2 separate regions of the Mus musculus genome follow, and region 2 is linked to region 1. Evidence: chromatin contacts called from ENCODE Hi-C data. All regions are on one chromosome and are shown on one strand. Each heading gives the region's core, a stretch centred on a gene start or an enhancer-like site at or near the end of the contact. The rest is flanking DNA. Distances are from core to core; before and after follow the strand shown.

What was found. Hi-C counts contacts between places; a loop is a spot of excess contacts on that map.
Region 2: a map of left cerebral cortex shows a loop between it and region 1 (2.7-fold over the local background). The contact joins the enhancer-like site here to the promoter of BC048559 in region 1. A Hi-C loop is called at or near these places in 1 of 37 maps with a recorded cell type or tissue (left cerebral cortex).

What each region holds. Positions count from the first base shown.
Region 1 is chr10:41,742,756-41,749,419 of GRCm38, forward strand. BC048559 (cDNA sequence BC048559) reads left to right here and starts at 3,966. Exons shown (of 4, transcript NR_152819.1): 1 at 3,966-4,184. Cep57l1 (centrosomal protein 57-like 1) reads right to left here. Exons shown (of 11, transcript NM_001243074.1): 3 at 3,016-3,166; 4 at 287-466.
Region 2 is chr10:41,931,400-41,938,063 of GRCm38, forward strand. All of the region lies in intron 12 of Armc2 (armadillo repeat containing 2), which reads right to left. Among named protein-coding and RNA genes, the nearest start is that of Gm33058, 24 kb to the right of the region's middle. Within about 2 kb of position 3,429, at least 3 of the 3 ENCODE cell types and tissues checked have a DNase peak (open chromatin) inside an H3K27ac peak, as active enhancers do; they include left cerebral cortex, where a contact is called at or near this core.

The DNA of each region.
Region 1 (6,664 bases), core at 2,716-5,215:
GCTGTCTTCAGACACTCCAGAAGAGGGAGTCAGATCTTGTTACGGATGGTTGTGAGCCACCATGTGGTTGCTGGGATTTGAACTCCTGACCTTCAGAAGAGCAGTCGAGTGCTCTTACCCACTGAGCCATCTCACCAGCCCCATTATTTTGTTTGTTTGTTTGTTTGTTTTTTTCTCACAGTTTCTATGACAGAAGAGCAGAGGCAGCTGAGGCAGCTCCCTGGGCTGACTGTTCAGACTGTAAACTCTGGCCACCCCACATGTCCGAGAACCTCGGTCCTTTCACCTTTCTTTTGTTTAATCAGCTCCTGGTGTGCGAGGTTCCTCTCGTTGGTCTCCTCCTCTAGGGCCTTCTTATACTGCGCTGCTTCTCTGGACAGAAGGTTCAGGTTGTCTTCAGCCTGTGTCCTCTCCAGCTCGAGACGACGAATCTTTTCCTGGAGAGTTTTTAATGCTGAAACAAGTGCTAGCGAAAAGAAATGTGCTCGATGTTTTAAGTGAAACTCTTTGAAAACGGCTACCATAGTAACCTGGGTAAGAGTAAACCAGGAGCAGGGCACGTTTGCTTACCAGTAACCAGTAAATATGCTGTAGTGTTTAATTATATAACTAACTATACACATATTCACATAAATATACGCATATGTTATGTATGGTAAATGAAATGATAAAATAAATATATTTACATATAATATAAATAATAAGAATGATAGTACAAAGGTATACATTTCCTATGGTGTACCTTATAAAAACAATAATCTACTACTAGAACACGTGATTTCTAAGACTGAACCACAAGGAACTTATCAGGATGATTATTATTTCCAGACGCACGTCCTTCAACTAATGAGTGTGGTAACTGAGGTCTAAAGTTGTCCTCACATTCTCACCATTTTTGTTCCTTGTCCCAGCAGTAATACTAAAGATCAGGACACGCGAGGCGGGACAGCTTTTCCATGGATCAGACAAGTGCTAGGCTCGTGCACCTGGGCTTGAAGTCTACAAGGAGCATGTTTGCTACTGTGATTTTTACTTAGCTATACTGGTGTCTTCATGATGCAGATAAATTTAGAGTTAGCAGTTTTTCAAATGTGATTTTACATTTTCTATTAAGTTGTGATTTTAAATGATAAACCTAGATCTGAGTGGAATATCAATTATTCAGTTAGTAGTACATATAGTTAGGACAATGTGTGCTGGGACTTTTGTTTGCTCTCTATCTGACACCGGTAGCTGGCCCACTGCTCTGGATTACTTTCTTATGGTTTGTAAACTCAACAGAATTCATTTATTTACTAATGTCATGGAGCTGGCTTGTTTCTGTCAACCTGACAGACACAGCCCGAGTCATCTGGGAAGAGGGAATTTAAAATGAGAAGAAGCCCTCTACCAGGCTGGCCTGTGGTGCATTTTCTGGATTTATAATTGATGTGGGAGGGCCTGGCTCGCTGTGGGCAGCTCTGTTCCTGAACTGGTCATCCTGGTGCTACAAGAAAGCAGGCTGAGCAGGCATGAGGAGTAAGCAAGTGAGCTGCATGTCTCCGGCCTTGAGTCTGCCCGGGCTGCACTCAGTGGTGAGTGGAAACAAATCCTTTCCTAACCACTTAGTTTTATAATCACAGCAATAGAAATCCTAAGACAGCAACCATTATTACAGATTTTCTTTTGAAGGGTGATAATCAGATCTTACAAAGTAATTTGTAAACTATAAAATATCTCTGGAGTCCTATTTTCTAATTCAATTTTGAGGTTGTCTTAGGTTTATGTTTAAAACATTGCAATAGTCATTTTCTATAGTTACTTGGCTATGAAGGCTTTCTAAGGGATTTTCAAGGACAATTTTGAATATGTGTGAATTCTGACTGCTGTCTGAATATGATATGATTCCAGTGGCATTCTGATTATCTAGGTCAGAAGGATTCCAACTCTAGATTTTTATTCTCTCTTTTACTGATATATTTATTTACCTTTTTTATTTTTATGTGTACATCGAGTGTGTGTGGGTGTGCATGTGCCATGGCGCACGCACACAGAGGTCTGAGGACAACACACCAGCACCAGTTCCCCACCAGGTAGCTGCTTAATGCATCCTTAGCCACTGAGCCATCTCTCTATTAGTAGTCCCTTGGATTTTTATTTTATTTCCAAATTGACAAGAAACCTAATAGAAAAAGAACCTCGTTTATAAGTAGAGAGCAATCTTGAGAGGTAAGAAGAGCAGAAAGTGCTCCTCAGTGAAAGTGCCATCCTCTGAAGCCACCAAGACCAACATCACAGTCATGTGACTGAGATAAGAAATGGAGACTCATCTTCAGCCTGGTCTGCATGCCTTCTTAGGAAACCTTCCCAGGTCAGCTAACTCCAAAGAGTGCAGTGTCATGGGGCACAGAGAGCTCTGGGCACGAAGGATGCGCAAAGCCTGGAGTATGGCGGCCCAGACAGTGGGCTCTCTTGTGCACAGCCTGTGTCATGGCACCTGCCTGGACAGGGAGGAAGGAGTGTGTCTGAGGCTATAGAGTGAGACCCTGAAAGAAAAGAAAAACCTAAACAAAAACTGTAGTTTATCACTTTACCTATAGTAGTAAAACTTTATTCTTTGTTTGTTTGAGGCAGGATTTCTCTATTTGTGTAGACTAGGCTGCCTCAAACTCATAAAGATCTACCTGCCTCTACGTCTCGAGTGCTGGGGTGAAAGGCATGTGGCACCACTCCTCTGGCCTTTAATTTTTACCCCTAAAAGAGTAGTTTTCTGTTTTCAAAGACACTTTTATTATAATTGTATAATATTTATTAGCTTGTTGCACTAATCTGTAGCTTATAGCTGAAGAAACAACTATTTTTAGGACTGGTGAGTGACATATGTAAGCTCCCAGGGAACAGCAGTAGCCTCGTGATTAACAGTTGTGTGACTACTCAAAACACAATCACAGCACTTTCTATAAAACTACAGGAAGGGTACTTCCATGCCATGCCCCGCTCCTGACTTTCTGTAAAGTTTGATATTAACAACATTACCTTGGTTGTTTGGACTATTAAACATTTTAGGAGGGGTCCCAGGGTGGCAATTCTGAAATGCTTCATTTTGCGTGAATGATGGAAGATGCATTCTTTCTGGAGGGTTAAGATAGCTCCCAACCATACTCTGTGATAATTCAGAATCCATTGTCTGTGGGAAACAGAAAGACAGGGTGTGGTGTTACTGATCCCATCTGAAGGACAGATACCTCACACACTGATGGACACAGCACATAGCTGTTAGCAATACACTACCCAGATGTACATTTACAAACTTAACTATTACTACAACGTCAACTGGTTAAACTCAGCAGTAATAAAGCAGCTATTTGTTGTGTAAGCAAGTAAGCAAGTAATGAGCAGGTGACATAAATACCCGTTTTCCCAGGGGTTCCTAAGTTACATATACCCTAACCACAAAAATTTGAGTCTAGGATTTTACGTATATACTCAGAGACCATGCAGATTTTCACCAGAGCCATTAACTCTAGTCTTTCATAGTACTACTGGACATGGCAGATGGGCTTCCAAGGAAAGTCTGCATATGTCAGACTCCCAAATCTAATCCTTGATAAACACACTTCCACTTAGTGAACCTCCATTCTACTCATCTGCTGTGAACCACGGAATGCTAGCTGGTGTTATTAACTCACAGACACACTGGAGGAAATGAGGTAATATTTGTTAACAAGTAACTCCCACTGGCACAATTCTAAGCCAGAAAGCTTTTTATAAACGTAACTGAAGAATGCCATTATAAAGATACTATATATATTTTTTTTAATTTCTGCATTACATTATTTTCTGTGACTTCAGGGCTTTCCGGTTAAAAAGGCAAAATCTGGCTTCTCTCCATGATTGTATTCCTAAGAAGGGCAAAGGAGATGCTTCTAGAATTTTCTACTGTAGCTTCTAGAATTTTCTACCTCAGCTATCGCCATGACAACCTCATTTGCCTAAGTGAGGCAGGTTGGCAAACACCCAGGCTCTGCTCTGACTGTAACTGGCTACCACCTACTGAGCATGTCTCCATCCTCTTGGCTATGGCTGGGCAGACATTGTCTCTCCTGTGTGTGCGGGCTAATTCCCTCAACGCAAGATACTAAGTCATGGCTGGCTCATCACACTGGCTCGCTATGAAGTGGAGTCTACTAGAGTCCCCAGAGTATGTAAGTTCTGAAGACTGATATGTATCTTTAGACAGAAGGAGGCAGGTGAGACTCTCCTCAAAACACTGGAGTCATTCAGTATAATGCTCCCTTCTAAGTTCCTGGCTTGCCCTCCATTAATGGGCTAGGAAAAAAAAATTATGTCAGTTTCTACACAATTTGGAAAATGAAGACTCCTCTGACCCAAGTAAAATATATTTCACAAATCAGATTTTGGCACAAAATTAAAGATTAGGAGCGGTGGCACACTTATTTTATCCTGGCACTTGGAAGGCAGAGACAGGCAGAATTTGAGGCCAGCCTGGCCTACAGAATGAGTTCCAGGACATCTAGGGTTAGACAGAGAAACCCTGTCCAAAAAAAAAGTTCAGGGGAAAGAACACTTATCCACTATATACAAAGCCTGAGTTTGATCCCTAGCACCACAAAACCAGGGCCTTTGATCCCTAGCACCACAAAACCAGGGCCATGCTATACCTTTAGAATCCCAATCCCAACACTAGAAAGGGTGATACTGGAGAATAAAGAGTTCAAGGTCACACTCTGCTACCTGCGGAGTTCAGGGCCAACTTGGGTTACAGGAAATCTTGTCTCAAACAACAAGCAACAAAACACACTGGCATAGGTTTATTGTTGATAAAAATCATGACTACTCAGAAGACTGTCAATAATGAGACTTGCTTGTAATTCATGTCAAGTAGATACAAACAGCAACAAACTATCTGTAGAATGAAAGTAAAGCTCTGTGAGATGGCTGGGGGTGTGGGGGTGTGATACTTGTTGCGTAAACCTGAATTTAATCCTCAGAATCCAATTGAAGGCACATGGAGAGAAAAACCACCCATAAAGGTATCCTCCAGCATCTACACATACTCCCCCCCACCCCCCAATAAATAACTTCTTTAAAAGAGGACACGAGAAAAGCCAGTTACTATGGTTTGGATCATAATTTCCCAAAAGGGCCCATAAGCTAAGGGCTGGCTTCCTTTAGGAGGAAGACTCTAGTACAAGGGAGCTTTAGGGCCCACTTCCAAGGTGATGACAAGCTGCCTGTCCTCTTTCTGTTTTCAGCTGTTACTAACGGGCCTCCTCTGCAATGTGACTTCTATGCAATGCTATCTTTCAATGCTAGCTAGGGATAGCTAGCCAACCACACAGAAACCATGAGCCATGATACCCCACTCCCCCAACCACCCATCCCCAATCCCTAGTCATCTCACTACGTAGCAATGACTGGTCTAAAACTGTTATGTAGGTCAGGTTAATTACGGGCAAGCACCATCAGGCCCAGCCATCTTTCCTGATAAACTGATGACCTCAGTATTTTGTCAGCACAACACAACAGGCTCTGGTTGACAAGTTCCCACTGTAGTGTGGGTTCTTGCTTACAACGTGCTCCTGTGCTGTAATCAAGCACACATACCTAGCAGCTGTTTGTTTACAGAAACAGCTGAGCAATCCTAGGAGGAAAACTCTCTGGTGGAAGACAAACAACTACAAAGTCTCACCTAAAAGCCAAAGCCCTACTTGGTTAGGGAAAGGTGTGGCTCTGAACTGCATATAGTCAGGTCATTCTAACCTTCTCTAGTTCATGGGACCTAAGGAAAGAGGAAGAGTGAGGGAAGAGAAGCAAGGCGAGGTAGGGAGAGTGGGAAGATGCACCTATAAGCGACATATTCACAAGTATCTCTATGAGAAGTTTCTGAAAACAATGGAAAAGCATTTTGTATGGCAAAGGGCAGAGCTACCTAGCATCACTAAAAGGACCTTAGACACCAGGGAGATGGCTCAGCCATTAAAATACTGCTCCTGAAGAGGATAAGAGTTCTGTTTCCAGCACCCACAATGGGCACCCTATAAACAACTACCTGTAACTCCTGCTCCAGAGGGATCCAACACCTCTGGCCCCTCACATACCTGCATTCATTTGCATATACCCACACATATATGTATTTTAAAAATATTGAACAAGAGAACAACACACAATAGACTCCAGCCGTGAAAGGCACCAAGGGAACCTAGTGAATTTTGTAGAAATATGCAAGTAGGGGCAACGTGGGTCTCATTTGTATTAAGACTAGGGAAACCATTATGTCTAGAACCATTTGTGACAACTTGTGAGCATATAAGGAAATTATTCAGCATCCCTGGCTTCTATAAAGTTAATGTAGCTTGCTGGGCACGGTGGCTCACACCTGTAATCCTAGCACTTGGGAGGCAGAGGCAGGAGGATCAGCAGCTTAAGGACATCCTCAACTAGCAAGTTAAGGCTAGAGGCGAACTGGGCATGCACATGCTCTCGTTCTCTCTCTCTCTCCCTCTCTCTCTCTCTCTGTTTCTCTTTCTCCCCTCCCATTCCCCTGCCCCCCAAACTCTGGGGTATGTATTTCTGTCTCTCTACATACATACACTTTGGAAAAGTAAACTTCTAAAATTACAAGTAGCCCAATCCATATGGTGCCACTTGTATTTTTGTATTT
Region 2 (6,664 bases), core at 2,179-4,678, 190 kb after region 1:
CCATCCCACACCAATCATCAACTAAGAAAAAAGCAGCCCAGGCTTGCCCACAGCCCAGTCTGAGGGAGGCAGTGCCTCAGATGAGGTTCTCTCTTGCTAGTTGACCCTAGCTTGTGTCAAGTTGCCAAAAATAAAACCAGAACTAACCTGCCCACAGGCTTAATAGACACACATGAACCAAGTCACTGAACATGAAAACTTCCATTGTTGCCATCTGAACAAAGCTTTTCCTGCTCTCATCCTAGACGGCAAGTTCCTACTCCGTTTCGCATCCCGTGTTAGTGTTCCCTGGAGGGGCTCTCCCAACCCTAAGGGGAAACATTAAAGAGACAGCAAAGACATCGTAAGTGATCTAAAATGCTGTCAGGGGCATCTAACAAACAGCTCGTTGGTCTTGCTCGGTCACTGTCAGGACCAAGCCATTCACTCCCCTCTCGGGCCCAGGTGCCTCCTCTACCTCTCACTATTCAGCTTCCAGGAACGTTTATCCCAGAGCCTGTGACTTCATCTGGGCAGACCAAGGGCTGCTTTTTCTAACCCACCCCCCAAGTCCTTAACACATCTAAATATCTTTGGTTCTAACGTCTATGTGGGTCATGGCGTGACGAAGAAGATTCAGTTTGAAGTGGCTTCAGGAAAGGAAGAGTTAATACTGTCACAATGCCTCTCTCCCTGCTGGATGGAAAAGGGAGGGGGTGGTTCCTGGCAGTAGCAGTGCCAACTGAAGGATGGCATGCGAGATCAACAAACGGGGACGACAGATTGCGCCGTTTGCAGCACCCAGCTCCCACCACCTGCTCCCCTCACTGTTTCTGTCCTTTGACTGTGGCGTCTTTTCTTCCCACCTCTTGAAAATATGTTTTCCAGGGAGCCAGGAGCACAAAATAGGCCAAAACAGAAGCAGTCTCGTGGAAGGCTGTTCCTGCACCTGCGCTTGCGTGGCTCAGCCACAGTCCTGAGACTGGAAGCTAGGGAAGGGTCTCTGTGAGACCATAGCCTCATTTTAAGTGGCCTGCGCTCTCATTCCTGCCCTGAAGAGTCTCCCCCCACCACCAAACCAGAGCTGCACAGAGGTTATCTACTGCTGCCCTGACCAACCCACCTGAAGTATACAAAGTAGTTCTTAGCTAACAAGACAAATCCCATAAACCCTTATAGAGAATATCACAAGAAAGTCAGGTGTAATGCCACTCGCCTTTCATCCCAGCACTTGGGAGACAGAGGCAGGAGGATCTCAGAGTTCGGGGCCAGTCTGCTCTACATAGTGAGTTCCAGGACAGCCAAAGCTACAAGTGAAACCTTATCTCGAAAAACAACAACAAAAAAAAAAACAAAAACAAAAAACCCAACAAAATACATCGCGAATGACAAATGACCAGGTTCACAGACCCGCAATCTCACCATAGAAGCAGTTCCTTCAACACATGGCTCTCCGTCTCTTACTCTTCCCCAGTCCCTGAGAACAGCACTCCACTCTCACAATATTTTTTTAAACCAACACATCGGTGCACACTCACACAATGACATGGTTTTGAAATAACAAAATGAAAAGGGATCTGGAGAGGCTTTCAACGTCCCTGAGAAGGCAGAGTAACCAGTTCATACGGACTTCCTAGTTTTGCTGAAAATGGAATGATCAGCAGCTATAGCCAACCAGAACACAGACCAGCAGCACACTCCCGTAAGAAGCCGACCTTCCTCTAGGAAGCCAGCCATGTCCTCCTCCTGGCAGCATGGTACGCCCTAACAGACATGCACTTTGCTAAGACATCATGGGCCCCACAAGTTGTAAATAAATGGCTTTAACTATGGAAGGACACAGAAGAGGACACTGTTATACAGAATGGTCTGTGACCAGCTCCAGGGCATTAGCAACAGCAGGAGCTACTATGGGAGCTACCTTCTTCCATCTGAGGGATATTGGCCTAAAGCCAACAAGAGATTGCCACCCCCACCCTGACGTACGGAAACTGAGGCTTCTGGAGACTGAAGGACACGGTGAGGGGCACTCAGGGCCTGTCTGAGCATGCTAATGCACTTCAATACCTCATTCCCAACTACCCTCAACCTCCAATGTCCCACAGACTTGAGGCATTTTTCAGGGGGCGGGGGTTTAAGACAGGGTCTCTCCACATAGCCCTGTATGGCTGCAAACTCACAGAGATCTGCCTGTTTCTGCCTTCTGAGTACTGGGATTAAAGGCCTGCACCGGGCATCTTTGACCCTTCACCAACCTCTCAAACTGGTTGCCTCACTTCTCTTGTGAAAGGCGCCCCTGGTGGCCGGTCTGTGCACTGCAGGAGGAGACTTGGAATCTCTTCATCTCAGGAGCAGAGCAATCTCCTCTGCTCAAAAGCATCCACTGCCTGTCCCCTCACCCTAAGGAGCATCCAACTCAGCCATCTGCCCCGTGTGACTGATAGTGCTTTACCACCCACAGGCAGCCAGAGTGGACACATGATTCTCACACGGCACCCTAAAATAGTCCCCGTGCATGATGCTGACCACAGGCAAAGGACTGATGTCAAGCTGTCACAGAAGGAATAAACTATGTTCCACAGACTCCTCATACTTAGGAGACAACTCCTATCCAGCCTAGGAAAACATTTTAGAAGGACCTTTAAGAATTAAGTTAAAGGGGGTTGAAAATTTAACACTCCCCATGCCCTTAACCAGAAAATTAATCAAGACACCCTGTTTTAAACTGGCTAAAACTGCCTGCATCTTAGAGTTGAGTTAGGATTTCCAGTTTGCTTTATCCGACTTTCCACCCTTAAATAAAACCTAAACATTTGAGTTTACAGGTGGCTAAAGAATAAAAGTCACCAAAGGCAGGCTGCAGACTTCTGAGAAAATACTGATTTACCTATCCTATCAGCACTGGCGGCGGGTTGACGGTTAGCCTGAGAGAATACATATTCATTCATTCATATATATATATATATATATATATATATATATATATAATCAGACCAATCTGAGAGACCACAGACTCAAAACTGCAGACCTAAGCAGACCATTCTGAAGGCAGAGATGACCACCTACCCACCCATCCAACTGCCAACCCAGCCACCCTATCAGCAATTATTCACTGAGTACCCACACTCCACACCTCTGAATGTGGCTCCCCCTCAAAAACACCAGGGCAACAGTTAGACTTTTACTGCGATGGGTTCTTTTTTAAGGCACAGACATAAAGGCATTTGGGCTCTGAGCTGAGTGGGGGAAGAGCCCGTTCCACAAGGACAAAAACAGTGGGAGCTGGAAAGAATGAGCAAGCTTCGGCCCACTGAGCCTGCCCGGTCAGGGGTGCAGAACGAGGGCAAGGCTGAACAAGGAGCTCACTCAGCCAAATGCTCTCACTTGCTCGCCTGCCTGCTCGCTCGCCCAGCACCGCTGGGAATGTGCCTGCAGAGAGGCTGGGAAGGCAGCCAAAGGGCACACTCCTGCCAGGGAGGAGGCAGAGAGCCAGTGGAAGCAAGTTGCCACACAAAGACACCAGGGGAAAGGGGTGGAGGGCTCTTCCTAACCAATCCAGCACAGTTGCTAAGAGGATGTGAGGAAGGGAGGGTGGGTTATCTCTGCGCGGCTAAATGCCTGGCCCAAGTTAGAAACATGGGGAGGGTGGGACGCTCTGCTTGCCGCCCCATCTCCAGCCATTCCAGGTCTCTCTCTTCCTGCAACAGGATGTCGGAGCTGTCCAAATCAGAGCTCATGCTGCATGCCTGGCTGGAGGGGTGGCTCACCCTCCAGGTCTGAGTGGAACTATGCAGAACAAGAGGCTGACTTTAAAAATACAGCACAAGAAGGGCCAGTCTGGTGATGCCGGACCCTGCTTGCCAAGCTTTGCCTGTCATCCCGCCGCATTTAGTAGCTCTGTTTAGAAAAGGAGAAAGAAAGAAATCTGCCCTGTCCAAAAGTGGGAGAGCTGGAGAGGCGGAGGAGGATCCGTGGTGACGGGGCGGCTAATGTAGATAAGGATTGTTCTTTGTGAACTTCGTGTGACCTTTGTAAAAGGCTGCCCCTTACATAAGTCTTATTTCAGGCATTTTCTACCAGAGTTCTTGCCCAGTAGATATTTACAGAAGAGATGGGGAAAATCCCTTTATGTTCTTCCAAAATTCAAACCCACACATACTGTGATGGGCTTCTAAATGTAGTAGTGCTGACATCAGAGGCACCTCAGAAGCTAGCCCTGCCTCAGCACCACAGCTTGCTCCTTCTCCCTTATTAAGCCCATCTGTTTGCACATTTGGTTTGTACCAAATGCAATTTACACCATAAAGCAGACAATATGTGCCTAGTGCTTAAATGAGATCTACCATTTAATTGGATCTTGATAGGAATTCTTACCTAAACTGGAAAGTGTGGCTTTGAATGGAGTTGATGGCAACTGTTTTCTGTCTCAGTTTTGTGCCCATTGAGACCTGAGCTACAGATTGTCTTAGCACTTGTACATAAGTTGAGAACTCGCTTGTTGCCCCTGTGGAAGTCTATTCTGAAAACTTCTGTAGAGCCCCACCCCCACCCCTGCCCACACCCCCAGAGAAATACCACATACAAACTCAGCTCACTTCACCCAGGGCTGGGAGTAAGATTTGTTGTCAACAGAAATAACACACCACTCTCAAACATGTCTGCTGCAAACTTACGAAGTTCAGATGTGGCTAAACACACATTTACACACATCTGTGCTCTTTCAAAGGGAAAATCTACAGGAACATTGGACCGTTTTAATGACATTTAATGTGCTTGTCTCATGCAACAAATCAAGAGCTGGGGGCTTGGCTAGCTAACTGTGGTCCATGAGATTTCCCCCCGGGCAGGTCCTTCTGAAGGTCCCAAGGGCCCCACCTCATTCCTCCCTCATGGGCTACTCTGATTGGTGCTGCATGCCTGCCAAGGATGGCAGCTGGTCCCAGGACAACTTGTTTTGACAAAAGTCTGGCAGAGAACATTGGGAGAAGAGTCTAACACAACGTAACATAACATCTTGTTTTCCCTGAGAAATTGTCTCTGTAGCTAGGGAGAGCTCAGTGGGAGAGCACATGTTTAATGTGACACCAACCCCCCTTCCACCTCCACGGGCACACACTTACACACACACACACACACACACACAGAGAGAGAGAGAGAGAGAGAGAGAGACAGAGAGACAGAGAGACAGAGACAGAGAGACAGAGAGACAGAAAGACAGAGACACAGAGACAGAGACACAGAGAGAGACAGAGACACAAACACAGACACAGAGATAGAGACAGAGACAGAGAGCAAACAGGTCAAAAATTGTCAGCTGCCCAAGCAAAAGCAAGGAGGCAGCCCAACATTCACTGGAGAAGCTCATAGCTGGTCTTGGCTGGTCTTGTCAGTTGTTCCCTTCTTTAACATGCTTACCCTACGTCATGGTGACCTGAGTTAGCACTTGAGACCCCTGGAGGTTCATCTCAAAGTCACTTCATACACACTGAAGGACGCGTCTTAGGGAACCACCTCATTTGTGTTACAGGTTCTCCCAGCTGCAGCTCAGCACAAGCTCGGGCAGGAGTTTCTTAGAGACGGACTCTCGGGTCCCACCCCAGACCTCAGCCAGAACCAGCCAGGGTGAGGCCCAGCAACCTGCATCCCCAAAGCTTCCCGAGAGATTCATTCCAGTGTGGAGCCTGGGATTAAACTGAGAAACCTCTGTTGTCCTTTTTATTGTATGGCTTTACAAAAACACACAAATTCGTATTCCTCCTGGGTCATCCTCACAGCAAGATGTGTAGAGATTAAAAGTGAAGGCCACCCACCCCCTTGTTCATTTTCAGCACACTCAGAAAAGCCTGCTCTAAATGCTCAGTCACACTTAACAGCTGTAAGGGCAGCGATAGGTCAGATGCTTGCTTTGGGTACTCGATCATGTAATTTCTCTCCTTTTTCCCCTTTAACAAAAACAACAGCAGATGGGGAAGAGATATTTCACATCTCCCATCAGCAGTGAGTCCGGTACAGGATTTCCCCCTCAGTGTGCTGTGGAAGTAACTGGCCACAGCTTCCTGTGTAGCACTCTGCCCCCTGATAACATCACTTTGTGTGTGCGTGTGTGGAGGGGGGGCAGGGTATAGGTGACATTTGTCAGTATGAAGCTTTTTTTTTGTTTTGTTTTGTTTGGGGGGGGGTCTCATGTAGCCCAGGCTAGCATCTAACTCATGATCCCCCTGCCTCAGCTTCCTCAGAGCTAGGACTAGAGGTATATGTTTCAATTTTAGAATCTACAGTCTTGAAAATCACAACAGGCTCACACTAGTAAGCCCAGCACGAATAGTATTGGTCAGTGCCAGCCTGGTGGGTTCCATGATAGCCTAGGTTTCATAGCAAGACCACGTGACCAACAGAGAAAGAAAGAGTGGGGGGAAAGGGAAGGAGGGAGGGAGAAAGAGAGAGAGAGAGGGAGAGGGAGAGAAGGACAGAGGGAGGGAGGGAAAAAGAGAGAAAGAAAGAGAAAAAGAGATGATAGATTGATTTAAAACACACACACAATTATAAATGGCAGTGTGATGTCACGTTAACACGGCTCTTGTCAATGAGCCAAGTTGTCCCCAGTGTGAAGGGTGACACGTCTCCATGTTGGTGTTGCTGAGAGAACACAGTGGGCACTCAGGGCAGCCCTCTCTCAGAGGATTAG